Linked DNA regions of Homo sapiens: all the other regions are linked to region 2. A link is an interaction called in ENCODE POLR2A ChIA-PET data of the cell type or tissue named here. Cell type or tissue: MCF 10A. All regions are shown on one strand.

Region 1 (5,000 bases), 200 kb before region 2:
ATTACATCAAACTATTCATGGTACTGTATTTGGTAGCCTTTCTTTTTATGGCTTAATTATGACATCTATGACCCCATATTACCAATAATTTAAGTTGTTTCTCATTTTTCATGATTAAAATAAAAATACCGCCATTTACATTTTTGCACTTGTATCTTTGGCAACTTGTCCAATTACTGGCTGATAATTCACCCCTAACCTGGATCAGATATTATGCTCTTTTTCAAGGATTTTGATACATAATGTCAAACTGATCTCCAAACTAAAATTCCCAAAACCATAGCAGGAAGTTACCTATTTCCCAAAGTCCTAGCCAAAACTGTGTATTATTATTCTATTTTATTTTTCCCCACCACGTTGGAGAATTTTATTGTTTTAATTTTTTTAATTTGTTACCAGGAAGGTTAAAACTTTTTATGTTTATTGGCCATTTTTATTTTTTCTGCTGTGAATTTGCAATTTAGATCCATTGTTAACATATGGAGACATCTTTTCCTTATTTGTTTGCAAGAACTCTTTATATATTAAACATGTTACCTTTTAAAATTTTTATCATTTGCCTTTCTGCTTGATAAATTCCAAAATATATCAGAATATATTTTTTACCATTCAGAAATTTTGAATCTGTGTGTATGTGTGTGTGTGTGTTTTAAGCCCTTGAGTCTAGCAATATTTTTCACTATGACTTTGTCCTGAGATCCCCAGTTATAAAGTTTTTCTCTATTTTCCCCCAAATCATAACAATATTTTTAAAAATTTTCTTCCAATGCATTTATAATTTGATTTTTTAAGATTGAACTTATCTCAAAATTAACTTGCAACTAAAAAGCTGATATGTGTGGTTTCTTCTCTAGACTCAGTGATTCTATAAATTTATCAGTATCCAAGACTGTAATAGATAGATTAAACAAAATTTTGTCTATTTCTTTTTTTTTTTTTTTTTGAAACAGAGTCTTGCTCTGTTGCCCAGGCTGGAGTGCAGTGGTGCGATCTCAGCTCACTGCAAGCTCCGCCTACTGGGTTCAGGTCATTCTCCTGCCTCAGCCTCCCAAGTAGCTGGGATTACAGGCGCCTGCCACCACGCCCGGCTAATTTTTTATATTTTTAGTACAGACGGGGTTTCACCGTGTTAGCCACGATGGTCTCGATCTCCTGACCTCGTGATCCGCCCGCCTTGGCCTCCCAAAGTGCTGGGATTACAGGCGTGAGCCACCGCACCCGGCCCCAAAAATTTGTCTATTTCTTTGAATACCAATGTTCTCCTCTAAAAAGCAAAAACAGTGAAATCTCCTCTGCTTGTAATATTGTGAATAAACATGTTTCGAAAAGTGTCAAATGCTATAGCAGTATAACAATTATGACTAAATTCAGCTTCAGGATGAGAAAGAAGTGAGACACAGGAATGAAACATTTGAGTTCTCCCAAGAAGGGAGAATACTCGGCAATAAGTTTCCTTGATTTGAACTGATGAACTCACTAAGTCACACACTTGGGAGCCATTGGGGGTGGTGTAGGATAAAGGTATTTTCTGAGCATGTCAGTGATACTTTATACATATCACAGATTTGACTTAATACTGCCAAAAAAAAAGACCCACCAAGATTCAAGTTTAATAACTTAAAAAGTAAGAAGAGGTTAATTATCAGGTATTTTATATGAAAAAAATGCATTCCTTAAGTTGTTTTGATTCTCCATAAACCTCAGGCCAAATTTTTTAGATTTATGTAAAACTACCACCTCTATTGCACAGTACTTGCAAGCCTTCTCCCTTTTTTTTTTCTCTAATCAGAGTAGTGAGGATGAGATAGGTTCAGAAGCAGCAAGCCAGGCCACCCCACTCTTGTTCCAACATTCTGGGCTCTGCTCAGAGCCGCCTCCACCCACACCAGAGCCTTGCACAGGAATTCAGTGTGCTGTCACTTGGCGGCCTTTGCCGGAGTGGCCAGAGGGGGCGCTGGCGAGAGCTAACAGCCTCCCACCCTTGTGCTTCTTCCATTGGCCCTGGACGTGAATAAATCATGCCACTGACAACTGATGGGACTCAACTTCAAAGATGAGAGAAATTACCCAAGGGGAAACAACACCAAGTTTATGAGTGAAGAGTTAAGGAGCTGTTCTTAACATTTCTGAAAGGATACCAAGAACCTACTGAATAATCCACAGTCATTCATCTTTTTTATAGTTAGTTTGCTCAGGGTCCTGAAGGACATTATCAGAAACGTGAGACATTTGGAACAGTATTCAAGTATGTGAACTAAAGCTTCCCTCATTTTCTCAGATGAAAGCTAGTAAATGTAGCAATGAGAGATACAAGAGAGCAATGTCCCACCCTCATTAGCTCATTATGGGGCTATGATTGAATTTGAGGAAAAAATCTTGATTCTACAAAATGTGCCCTTCATTTTCTTTTTTCTTTCTGTGCTATTGAACACTTTGAAGATATACCCTTTTTTTCTTCTAAGAAAAGCAAAAAAAAAATAAGTGTGACAACACTTTTTTTCATGACTCTAAGTTTGTCCTACTTATATAAAAAGTACAGAATAACAGCTATCATTTCCTATATGCCTGGACCTATTAAGGTAAATACTATCCATTTTCTAGATAAGAAAAATGACTCTCAGAGAGAGCAGGTTACTTGCCTAAATTGTTGGAGTTAGGATTTGAACCCTGCTCTGTCTCACTCAAAAGCTTTTGCTCTTTCCAGTACTCAAGGATGAAAAGAGGAAATGGAACCTTGCTGAGTTTTTTAAATCCTGAAACAATTTTCATCCATCAATTCTTGGAATCTAATTCTTTGAGGTTTCTATTAGATCTAAAGAGCTAAATTTCTTGGTTGTGTCTTCTTTCATTCCATCCCTGGGGAACTACAATTCAGGCTCTTTCTCTGACTGCTTGGTTAGCTGGTCCCTCATTCCCACAGGGTGATCCTCCTTCTACTTTCTTGTTACTTTGCAATCTGATAGAATCTCAAATCTATATATTGCCTCACTCATGAAGTATGGATTTTTGATCTACTATAATACATGCTAAAATAGTAAAATTCAACTCCTAATGGTCCCCAAAAGATTTGAATGAAAGGACATTCTAACATACAGCCAGAGAGAGACTTAGACATTGAGAAGAATATAATTCAATATTTGTGAGGTATTCAGATGGTACTGAGTACTTATCACAACATGAAACAATTGGCATGACTTTCTACCTCAGAGGTCCCCATTCTCAAGGCAAATACGGCAGAAACTGTGGATATATGCAATAGAAAAGGGATTTGAAACAGCCAGGTGCAGTGACTTATGCCTGTAATCCCAGCACTTTGGGAGGCCGAGGCAGGTGGATCACCTGAGGTCCAGGAGTTCAAGACCAGCCTGGCCAACATGGTGAAACCCCGTCTCTACTAAAAATACAAAAATTAGCCAGGTGTGGTGGCCGGCGCCTGTAATCCCAGCTACTCAGGAAGCTGAGGCAGGAGAATCGCTTGAACCCGGGAGGCAGAGGTTGCAGTGAGCCAAGATTGCGCCACTGTTCTCCAGCCTGGGTGACAAGAGTGAGACTCCATCTTAAAAAAAAAAAAAAAAAAGAGAGAGAGAGATTTGAAAAACAAGGACCCTCCCTAACAAGTCATGGCAGGACTTGACATGTAAATACTATAATCGTTTAACTCTGTGAAACTTTAAAAGAGTATCAGAACATTAGAAATATCAATTTTCTTTGTCTTTTTCACTAGACATACTGGCACAACTGAGCCTCATACCTCTACATAGGCATTTGGTAAATATTTGTTGGAAAAAATGAATGATCAATTACAGCTAAGCCCATTATTCTTTTTACTATTACAGCTCTATTATTTGATTTATTTATTTGTTCAACAAATTTTTATTACATTGAATTGGCAAACACCATAAAAGATGCTGAGAATACAACTTTAAAATGAATACATTCTTCCTGTCCTCATATAACTTTCCTCTTCTACTTAACCATCTGTTTAACCTAGGGCAATGCTTTCACAGTCCCTTTCTTCATATAAAACAAGAGGAGTAACAGCTTTTCTAAATACCTCTATGGAGTTGTTGTGACAATGAAGTAAGATAATACAATTTCTAAACTGTGAAGTTGTATACTAATATGTCATCTACAAATTATACAAGTTAGAATGCAACCAACAAACAGCTTCATTCAAAATAGCTTAAACAATTGAGGGAATTTGTTGGCTCAAGCAACTGAAAATGCCAGATGTAATATTGGCTCCAGATAAGGCTTGATCCAGGAGCTCAACAATGTCACCAAGAACCTTATTTGTTCCTAGCTCTTCACATTGCCCTTTTTGGGGCCAAATTCTAAGGCTGACTCTCTTTGAGATCCCCTATGGCTTCCAGGAGCTCTTAGGGCTGTTGCTTCCTCATTCTAATCCAGAAGGGAAGCAAGGAAGCAGGAGAGCATTCCTGCCTAATGTTTCCAAGGAAAATCTGAAAATTCATTCTGATTGGACCCCCCTTAAGACACATGCCCCCTCTGCAGCCAATATCTGTGTTCCAAGAAATGGAAGGCACGGATTGGCTTAGCTTAGACCTCATGCCTCACTCCCGTCAATAAAGTCAGCTTCCCTGGAATCTCATGGATCCCCCCCAGTGGAAGGTGGTAGGCTGCTTAGAAAAGAACACAGATAAGAGAATAGATGATGAATATGTGACAAACCAACAAACTGCTTGATTTGCTGGAGTTGAAGCAAAAGTCAACCAAATAATACTGCCTAAAATCCATTTTATGATCACAGGTAACTAAGGACAACTAAATATTTGGAAAAAATGGAGGCTTGAGTAGACTTTCTATGGTGTATATGGAAATTATGTATGTAAATAGGACTCTGAAATGTAAGATAATTAACAAAATAATTGACATAATTCACTATTCTACTCCAGATAGTGACCACATAGTTTAAATAAATTTTTGACACATTAAAATTTTGCCTGTCCAATAACAGATACTTTCAAGCATTAAAAAAA
Region 2 (5,000 bases):
AGGAACTCAAACAAATCAGCAAGAAAAAAAAACAAATAATCACATTAAAAAGTGGGCAAACAACTTCAAGAGATATTTCTTAAAAGAAGATATACAAATGGCCAACAAATATATTTCTTAAATGCTCAACATCACTAATTATCAGGGAAATACAAGTTAAAACCACAGTGAGATACCACCTTACCCCAGCCAGAATGGCCATTATTAAAAAGTCAAAAAACAACCGTTGTTGGTGCCGATGCAGTGAAAATGGAACACATACATTGTTGGTGGGAATGTAAATTAGTACAATCTCTATGGAAAACAATATGGAGATAATATGGAGATTTCTCAAAGAACTAAAAACAGATCTACCATTGGATCAAGCCATCCCACTACTGGGTATCTTCCCAAAGGAAAAGAAATAATTATATAAAAAAGACTCTTTCTCAGTACCTATGGAAGCATAGGGAAGAAAAGAAGGATAAAAGGGAGAAAAAACAGCACTTGCACATGTATGTTTATTGGAGCACAATTCACAATTGCAAAGATATAGAAGCAACCTAAGTGCCCATCAATGGATGAGTGGATAAATGTGTGTGTGTGTGTGTGTGTGTGTGTGTGTGTATGTGTGTGTGTGAGAGAGAGAGATGGACTACTACTCAGTCAAAAAAAGAATGAAATCATGTTATGTGCAGCAACTCAGATGAAATTGGAGGCCACTGACCTAAGTGAAGTAACTCAGGAAGGGAAAACCAACTACCACATGTTCTCACTTCTAAGTGGGAGGTAAGCTCTAAGTGCGCAAAAGCAGGGTGCTATAATGGACATCAGGAGACTCAGAAGTGGGGACAGTGTGGGGGTGAGGAATGAAAAACTACTCATTGGGTACAATGTACACTATTTGGGTGATGGGTACACTAAAAATCCAGACTTCATCACTATACAATTCATCTATGTAACCAAAGCCACTTTTACCCCTAAAACTATTGAAATTTTTTAAAAATATAATAGGGCCAAGTGCAGTAATTCCAGCACTTTGAGAGGCTGAGGTAGGAGGAATGCTTGAAACCAGGAGTTTAAGACCAGCCTAGGCAATAAAGTGAGATTCCATCTTAACAAAAAATAAAAAATAAAATAAAGTAAATTAGTTGGGCACGTTGGTGCATGACTGCAGCTCCAGCTACTCAGGAGACTGAGGCAGGAGGATTGAGCCCTGGAGTGCAAGACTGCAGTGAGCCATGATCACACCACTGCACTGCAGCCTGGATGACAGAGACCCTGTCTCTAAAAAAAGGTAATTAAAATAAATAAATAAACACACACCTATAATCCTATCACCCACTGGTCACCTTCATCACCACCTTGATATGGAGTCTTCCAGGATTCCTCCGTGTGTGTGTGTGTGTGTCATATAACATCAGATTATTGAGATAGTGGGACTCAAAAGGGTGAGCCAGGAATGAGTTTTTCTCTCCCTACACTGTTTTCAATGCCGCTCAACCAGATATCTTTTCCTTATCCCCAAAGCAAAACATCAGCATATCCCATAGCTTTTTTGGTCATTTTTAAATTTTAACTGGTAGTTCATTTTTAGGAATTAAAAATTCAAGTCCAGGCCAGGCGTGGTGGCTCACTCCTATAATCCTAGCACTTGGGGAGGCCGAGGCGGACAGATCACTTGAGGCCAGGAGTTCGAGACCAGCCTGGCCAACACGGTGACGCCCTGTCTCTACTAAAAATACAAAAAAAAAAAAAAATAGCTGGGCATGGTGGCAGGCACCTGTAATCCCGGCTACTCAGGAGACTGTGGTGGGAGGATCGCTTGAACCCGGGAGGCAGAGGCTGTAGTGAGCCAAGATGGCGCCACGGGACTCCAGCCTGGGTGACAGAGCGAGGCTCTGTCTCAAAAAAAAAAAAAAAAAAAAAAAAATTCAAGTCCAGTCTAAATAAAAACTCCTAATTCTCATTCACTTCACAGCTTTTCCCATTCCCCTAGTTCAAGCCTGGCCCAGGGACAGGACCTGCGGGGGAAGGAAGAAGGTGTAGGCCCCCCAGCCCCACCCCGCCTCACCCTATTCTACTTCCTCCCCAGCTTCTACCCGGACAGGATCAATGAGGGGAAATGGGAGAAAGTGCTTTGTGCTTGTGTGTTTGTTTACTTGGCTGTTGCTGTTTGTTGTCTCTACTAGCAAATGCCCTCTGTTATGGCAGGATATGTCTTCCAAATGCTGCCTATTCCTCTCCTGGAACATCTGTGGAGCTTGTGGAGCTTCCACGTGATCCTTCTGCTGGGGACCTCCCAGGAAGAACATGACCTCAGCTCAGATGCCATGGCAGATGCTGAAGACAGAGCAGCTGGAGGCTGTTGGCCAACTGCATTCTTCAACGCTGAGCAGCAAGTTCTTTCTTGAAAGGAGACCCAAATGCACTCCGCGGCTGCCGTGATCACCTATCTCTAGGGATCCAAAAATACGATATATTTTCGGAGGAGCATTGTTAGCCTGTTAGTTCTACCGCTTTTCCCCTCTGCTCCCTCAGTGAGGAGGGAAAAGGGTGCTTCAGTGCCAGCTCAAGCCAAGCAGAAGTGAAACCGGAAAAGTTCCCTTGTCTCCCTCGCAGGACGTGCGATGAGGGTGTGGCTCTCTTCTTCAGTGTCCCGCTGCTCAAACCTCTAGACGGGCAGGCTGTGGGGCTCCCGCCCCATGGCAGCGTCTAGGGGTGGATATTTACAGCTCCTGAAGCCCCAATGAGTGTGTGCTATTGTGTGCTCTTTCAGTTTCGCTGTCTATAGGCAGCTTGTGTTAACCAGCTCAGTTAGACCCTCTACCTTATCACAAGGACAGAGGGCTTTCTGTATCCCAGGTTCTTGCCTTGGTGTACAGGAAGAATCGGATCACAGGTGGGCTTGGAGAATGAGTGCAAGGTTTTATTCAGTGAAAGTATCTCCCAGCAGAGGGGGGAGCCAGAAAGGAGATGGTTTTCCCCTGGAGTCAGCGGCCCAGGCTTCCCTCCGACTGCTCCAGCCACACTCTGCCTCGTTCCGCTGGTCGATGGTGTGCAGGTGTGCTCCTCTCGACGTCCTTTCAATGTCCAGCCGCTCCTGTCTTCTTCCACCGATGTGTGTCTGCCTGCTAGGGTTTGGGGAAGGTGGGGGAGTTTAATAGGTAGATGGGGGCGTGGCAGGCCAGGATGATCTTGGGAAACGCAACCGTTGGGCGAGAAGGCAGGAGTGCCTGTCTTCACCTAGGTCCGTGGGTACAGGCCCCAGGGGGGTGGAGTCCTAGCCAGGAACCATGCCCTGCCCTTCCCAGCACTTCCTTGCCCCCGTCCCCTAAGGGGACTTAGGAGAGATGCTGGTAGAGAGTAGAAGTCCTCCTCTCCCTGGACAGACTTGTGCCTGGTGCTACTGCAGGATTCTTTTACAACCATCGCTTCCCAACACACCTCTTGCACTCATAACTTGATCTTGAGATCTGCTCCCCAGAGGGTCCAACCTGTCAGAGTAATGGAGAAGAATCTCAGAACTGGTTTCCCCAAAGTGTGGTTAATGAAGCAGTTTTAGCTAATCTCTTTTTAGAGTGTGTGAACACTTTTAACATTTTCCCCTCAGCTTTGAAACACGAACACTTAATATTCTGTTACACACCTATATTTATCCTATTACATACTGTATAAGTCAACTTCCACTAGATAATACTGTGGTAACCAAACTCAAAATATCTGTAGCTCAAGAAATGGGGAAACGATTCCCTATTTAATAAATGGTGCTGGGAAAACTGGCCAGCCATATGTAGAAAGCTGAAACTGGAAACCATCCTTACACCTTATACAAAAATTAATTCAAGATGGATTAAAGACTTAAATGTTAGACCTAAAAACCATAAAAACCCTAGAAGAAAACCTAGGCGATACCATTCAGGACATAGGTATGGGCAAGGACTTCATGTCTAAAACACCAAAAGCAATGGCAACAAAAGCCAAAATAGATAAATGGGATCTAATTAAACTAAAGAGCTTCTGCACAGCAAAAGAAACTATCATCAGAGTGAACAGGCAACCTACAGAATGGGAGATAATTTTTGCAACCTACCCATCTGACAAAGGGCTAATATCCAGAATCTACAAAGAACTGAAACAAATTTACAAGAAAAAAAACAAACAACCCCATCAAAAAATGGGCAAACAATATGAACAGACACTACTCAAAAGAAGACATTTATGCAGCCAACAGACACATGAAAAAATGCTCATCATCACTGGTCATCAGAGAAATGCAAATCAAAACCATAATGAGGTACCATCTCAGGCCAATTAGAATGGCAATCATTAAAAAGTCAGGAAACAACAGATTCTGGAGAGGATGTGGAGACATAGGAATAGGAATGCTTTTACACTGATGGTGGGAGTGTAAATTAGTTCAACCACTGTGGAAGACAGTGTGGCGACTCCTCAAGGATCTAGAACTTGAAATACCACTTAACCCAGTGATCCCATTACTGGGTATATATCCAAAGAATTATAAATCATGCTACTATAAAGACACATGCACACATATGTTTATTGCGGCACTATTCACAATAGCAAATACTTGGAACCAACCCAAATGTCCATCAATGATAGACTAGATTAAGAAAATGTGGCACATATACACCATGGAATACCATGCAGCCATAAAAAAGGATGAGTTCATGTCCTTTGCAGGGACACGAATGAAGCTGGAAACCATTATTCTCAGCAAACTATCACAAGGACAGAAAACCAAACACCACATGTTCTCACTCATAGGTGGGAATTGAACAATGAGAACACTTGGACACAGGAAGGGGAACATCACACACTAGGGCTTGTTGAGGGGTGGGGGGCTGGGGAGGGATAGCATTAGGAGAAATACCTAATGTAAATGAGCAGTTGATGGGTGCAGCAAACCAACATGGCACATGTATACCTATGTAATAAACCTGCACATTGTGCAAATGTACCCTAGAACTTAAAGTATAATATGTATTTATATATTACAT
Region 3 (5,000 bases), 140 kb before region 2:
CGGTGATTCCCAAGAGCAGCCAGTATTGAGAGCCGGGGACAGAAGGACTTAACCATCCTGGGGTGAGAGCTGGAGGTTGCATTATCATAGGGAACTCTCAAAAATGAAAAAATCCTTTATGACCCAATTCTGAACCCAAATGATGGGATTCAGGCTTCAATGGGTGAGGAGACCCCTCCCAGCCTCTCTCAGTCATTGATACAGGCAGATTCTTACTCAAAATAGTAACTGTAGCTTATATCTCAATTCTCTGTCAGCAATAGGAGACCATGATATTAAGAAAAATAGAACTGCCACAGCTTCCAAACCTGATGTCACTCAATGTCCTTAAGGCCTCAGGATGCCCAGCAGGGAACAAAGTTACTACTTGCTCATCTTTGTATTTCCAGGACCTAGCACTGTGCTGACTGGAAAATATATTTGCTAAGTAGATGAATGAAGGATGAATTGTTGCCCATCTCCTTTATTCAACCATTTGTGTGACCTTGGACTGCACCTCAATTCTAGGATTAGAGCATGTGCTCTCTTTCCCCACCCCAGTCCACTCAGCACCTGCTCTCTCCCCTGGGAAGCTCACCTGTCTGGACCACATCAGGGACTCCCTTCCCCTCTGGTCTCTGGTTGGGTGTGGCCAATGAGGGAAGGAAATGGAGTGAGGGTAGACTCCTTCTCCTCAGGGTCACTCCTGGAGCGGCTGCTTCAGACTTTGTCCTGAGTCACTCCTGAGTCACCTGAGAGGTCACTGCTCTTCTCAAGATGGTCTCCTCTGTGTGACTCTGTCCTCCTGCCCCATCCAGGACCTAGGGATGGTGAGAACTTAGCTGTCACTGACCCAGAGCACTGCACTACCCATTGTGGCCTTCCTGCATCCTGCCCACACCTTTGTAAATAAGACCTCCACAAAGTACCCTAATCTGAGCGTGCCATTTGTTTGCTGTTGGGGCCATAACTGATTGCGGGAGGGACTAAAACAAAATTCTCTGATGTAACTTCCCGCTATAAAAAACTCAAATCAATTCCTAGTACCTTTCCATGAAGTTACTTTATTAGGAAGCAAGTTATCTCTGCATAGGATTGGATCCTAAGCATAGCTGAGCTTTTGATGAGAGGCTGAGAAGGAATGGCACTGAGCCTGATAGGCTACTGCTGTGCCACAGGAGACCACTGATGGCTCAATACCCAGGACTGGGACAGTGGCTGGGAAAGGACATGGCTGTGCAAATGTCTTCTCGGGCTATTGGGCTGTGGGCCAAAACTCATTGGGTACGTGGTGGCCGTAGAAATACATCATTTGGCTCCCTCTTCAAGAGAGCCTGCTGCAGGGAATGTGGATGACTGGCAGCCTCCAGCTGCTGCACCTTCAGACCCCCCATAGGCTTCATGCCAAGCCACACTTCCCCTGGGCTGCTCCCAGCACAAGATGAGCACAGCCGGAGTCCCGGAGCCAGGCCATTGCTGCCCAGCACGAGGATCTTCCAATAAATGCATTTTTCTTGGGTCACCCAACTGTCCTGGCCAAGACTTTCTCAGAACATGTTGCAGCCCGAGGCTCCTCTGGTCTAATCTTTCCTTCCTGCTCTCCCTTCTCAGGTGTCAGAGCTGCCTCTCAGTCTGAAGTCTCTCCCAACCTGATCCTGCTCTCCCTTTTAATCATTCACAGGCATTTGCTCTAGTAAATCTCTTGTTTTTCTCATGTCACTTGGCATTGACTGCTCAGAGAACTCACAGTGGGTACCAGGAGTGGTGTGAGGAAAGTGGTGATAAGATGATATTGGAGACTGGCTCACTTGCTGCCCAGCTGGCAAGTCAGACTCCTTCTGGGATGGAAAGTGGGGACTGGATAATCCCAGACTCAGAGTGACAGCCCAAGTGCTGAAGATTTCATAGTCTGCAACCTGTGAAAATGTCTAGGCCAAGGGGGACAACCTTGCCAGTGCTGGACATTGGCATGTACAAGGGAATAATGCCTGCAAGGACAGGGGAGTTGACTAATGGTTACTAATTTGTTCTGACACCCTACAGACAGGTGATGAGGTATGGAAGACAGCCAATGACTAAGACTAAGCCCCTTTCATGCTCCACACACATTTCTCCTGTGTGTCTCATCCTGCCCTGGTATCTGCCTCCCGGGAGACCTGAACTGACTGGGGTGAAAGCAGACCTTCCTTTAAAAGGAACTGTCTTGCCCACAGTGAGTCATGCCAGGAAGCAGCCAGCTCTGGGACAAGGAAAGGGGCCCATGGTGAAGGGAGAACCCTCCTAGAAGCCAGAGGTCCACTGTGACCCTGATTCCGAAGCACAGAAATCTGGGGAACATTTACAATGGCCATGTGGAGGCAGGTTTAGAAGAAAGCAGGAGGCGGCCGGGTGGGGTGGCTCACGCTGTAATCCCAGCACTTTAGGATGCCGAGGTGGGTGGATCATGAGGTCAGGAGTTTGAGACCAGCCTGGCCAACATGGTGAAACCCCGTCTCTACTAAAAATACAAAAATTAGCCAGGCATGGTGGCAGGCACCTGTAATCCCAGCTACTTGGCAAGCTGAGGCAGGAGAATCACTTGAACCCAGGAGGCGGAGGTTGCAGTGAGCCGAGATCGTACCACTGCACTCCAGCCTGGGCAACAGAGTGAGACTCCGTCTCAAAAAAAAAAAAAAAAAGTCCTTTATCACAAAGTTTGAGTCAAGTCTGCTTGCAAGGATCTCATTCTGGAGTCACACTTCCTTTCACTGTTCCCTGAACCATCCCTAGAGCCTTGTTTAAAATCTCAGCCTGGTCCCTGCTCTGTTGAAGGGCAATGAGGCCCTGTTCTGCACCTGAGGAGAGTAGTGTCCTCCCAACTGTGTGGCCAAGGAAAAGGACAGCTGCCATACAACAGGGGTCCCATGGGAACCTCCACTGGGGTGGAGTGGGGGGCAGGATGAGAAGATGGTCCAGCAGCCTTGGGGCGTCTCCCCAGCACATGGAGGAAGCACCAGGAAGCTCTCAGGAAGAGCAGAGGGAAAAGTCAGAGAGGTGCTAGTGTGCAGCTGGAGAGCTGTAGAAGCGTCAGTATCCTAACTGGGTTAAATGGGAACCAGGTGGTCAAGGGGCCTATATGTCCTCCAGCTGGATAATCATAAGCTGACTACGTTAATTTAGCCAGCTAACACTTCCCAGATTTTTCTCTTTCTTGGTCTCCTGTAGTTAGAGCAACTCCCTGACTTTCCTAAGCCTTCCAAATCCAGAACTCCCACCCTTCCAGACCCTGGACCTCTTGGCCTTTTTTTTAACCTGTGTCTTCTGCAACCTTTGATGACAGTAGCGTCCCCAGGGACATTTATTAAAGTGAAAACTCCTGGGGAAATCTCAGAGGTTCCGACCTAGTAGGGCTGAGGTCGGCCTAACAGTGTGAGTTGTAAGAGATACGCCATGTGTTTGCAGGAGACCCAGAGACCGGCCGAAGCCAAAGCCAGTGGTTCTCAGATGCCATCAGCATCAGAGTTGCCTAAAGCACAGAGGGCTGCTCCCTGTCTCCACAGTTTTTTCAAGACCTCTAGATGGGCCCAAGAATCTGCATTTCCAACAAGTTCTCAGGTGGCGACCATGCTGCTGGTTCAGGGACCTCACTTGGAGAATCTTTGCTTTAAGAGATATGCGCTCCTCCCCCTTCAATTCATCACCCACCAGGGAAGAGTAGTCTCATCATGTCTGCTTCTCTAGACCTCTCCAACAAGACAAGAGGCTCCCACAGACTCTTCTCAGCTGTCAGGGACCTGGACCTTTGCAGACCCATCCTTGCTGGGTGGACTGGGGTCACGTCACAGCTTTTTGTCAGAACCATCAAGACAAAGTGTCAAGTAACTGAGTCCCAGTGTATGTGTGACCCACAATTTACTTATAGGAGGGGGCTTAAAAGTGATACCCTGGTTAGAATGAGGGTCCTGAAGGCCTGTCTTGAAGTGTTGACTTCTCAGCAGGTGAACTATTGTTATTTAGATGGTATTTTCTTTAGAGAGGTAAGGTGGGGGTGGGGGAATAAAGTAGATGGAGATTATTAGGGAGAGGGTTAAAGTCCCCCAAGCCACTCCCTGGGATCTGTCCTTGGAATGGGGCAGGGGTATTGAGCCAGGGCCAAAAACTAAGAGGTAAGTCTAAAGAGAACAAGCGGTAAGATTCCAAATCAGGGAGACCCTCGGAGACAGAGGCACACAGGGGAGAGGCCGGGAGGGCTGAGGCTTCATTTACCGTTCAGGCCAGAGAAGCAGGCCTTTTGCAGACCGGGCCTGAATCTTACAGCGGCCTGGCTCCGGCACTGACCGAAACCCAGCCTAGCCACTAGCATGCCCAGGAGGCCGTTAGCACTTTCTGTGCCTGTTCTCAGTCTCCACAACACTACACCTGGGGGTGCGGGAAGCCCAGAATCCGGCACGAGGAGTTGAGAAATATAATTGATCAAGTGAGGCCAGGGATAGTCCCCCTCGCAGAAGATGATTCTCATGATCTGTCTGAGGATTCGGTCAGAGCGTATGGAGAACCCCAGGTGTTGCCTTTTTTCGTTTTTTGTTTTGTTTTTTTTTTTGAGATAGAGTCTCACTCTGTCTCCCAAGCTGGAGTACAGTGGTATGATCTCTGCTCACTACAACCTCCACCTTCCTGGTTCAAGAGATTCTCCTGCCTCAGCCTCCCAAATAACTGGGATTACAGGCACATGCCTAGCTAATTTTTGTGTTTTCATTAGAGACGAAGTTTCACCATGTTGGCCAGGCTGGTGTCAAACTCCTGACCTCAGGTAATCCACCCGCCTCAGCCTCCCAAAGTGCTGGGATTATAGGCATGAGCTACTGCGTCCAACCAATTGCCTTAATTTGGGGGGTCTTTTTGAAGCAAGAGGTATTAAAGGGGGATAGTAAACCTGGAGAAAAGAAGCTCCCACCTAACACTTAACTGGTGTGTTAAGGATCACACAGTTGGACCCTGCCATGGGAGATGAGGACATTAGCAGAATTCCCCAGAACCCGGAG

What was found. ChIA-PET counts read pairs that join two places held together with the same protein. Peaks named below come from ENCODE experiments on the same cell type or tissue, not always from the same donor. Only the 100,000 strongest peaks of a DNase experiment are listed, where the experiment ranks them.
Region 1: POLR2A ChIA-PET joins it to region 2 with 5 read pairs; 2 of 35 experiments call an interaction of 5 or more read pairs at or near these places.
Region 3: POLR2A ChIA-PET joins it to region 2 with 5 read pairs; 2 of 35 experiments call an interaction of 5 or more read pairs at or near these places.

Annotation. Positions count from the first base shown.
Region 1 is chr13:30,890,108-30,895,107 of GRCh38, reverse strand. The region is part of intron 2 of TEX26-AS1 (TEX26 antisense RNA 1); the gene reads left to right. Among named protein-coding and RNA genes, the nearest start is that of LINC00545, 10 kb to the right of the region's middle. In MCF 10A, a CTCF peak has its summit at 1,958; no DNase peak of the experiment used is centred here.
Region 2 is chr13:30,688,051-30,693,050 of GRCh38, reverse strand. No RefSeq gene overlaps it. Among named protein-coding and RNA genes, the nearest start is that of TRN-GTT2-4, 17 kb to the right of the region's middle. RefSeq lists an enhancer at 2,555-2,644. In MCF 10A, no CTCF peak of the experiment used is centred here; a DNase peak (open chromatin) is centred at 2,310.
Region 3 is chr13:30,826,445-30,831,444 of GRCh38, reverse strand. No RefSeq gene overlaps it. Among named protein-coding and RNA genes, the nearest start is that of LINC00398, 26 kb to the right of the region's middle. RefSeq lists an enhancer at 3,517-4,161. In MCF 10A, no CTCF peak of the experiment used is centred here; DNase peaks (open chromatin) are centred at 1,504 and 2,104.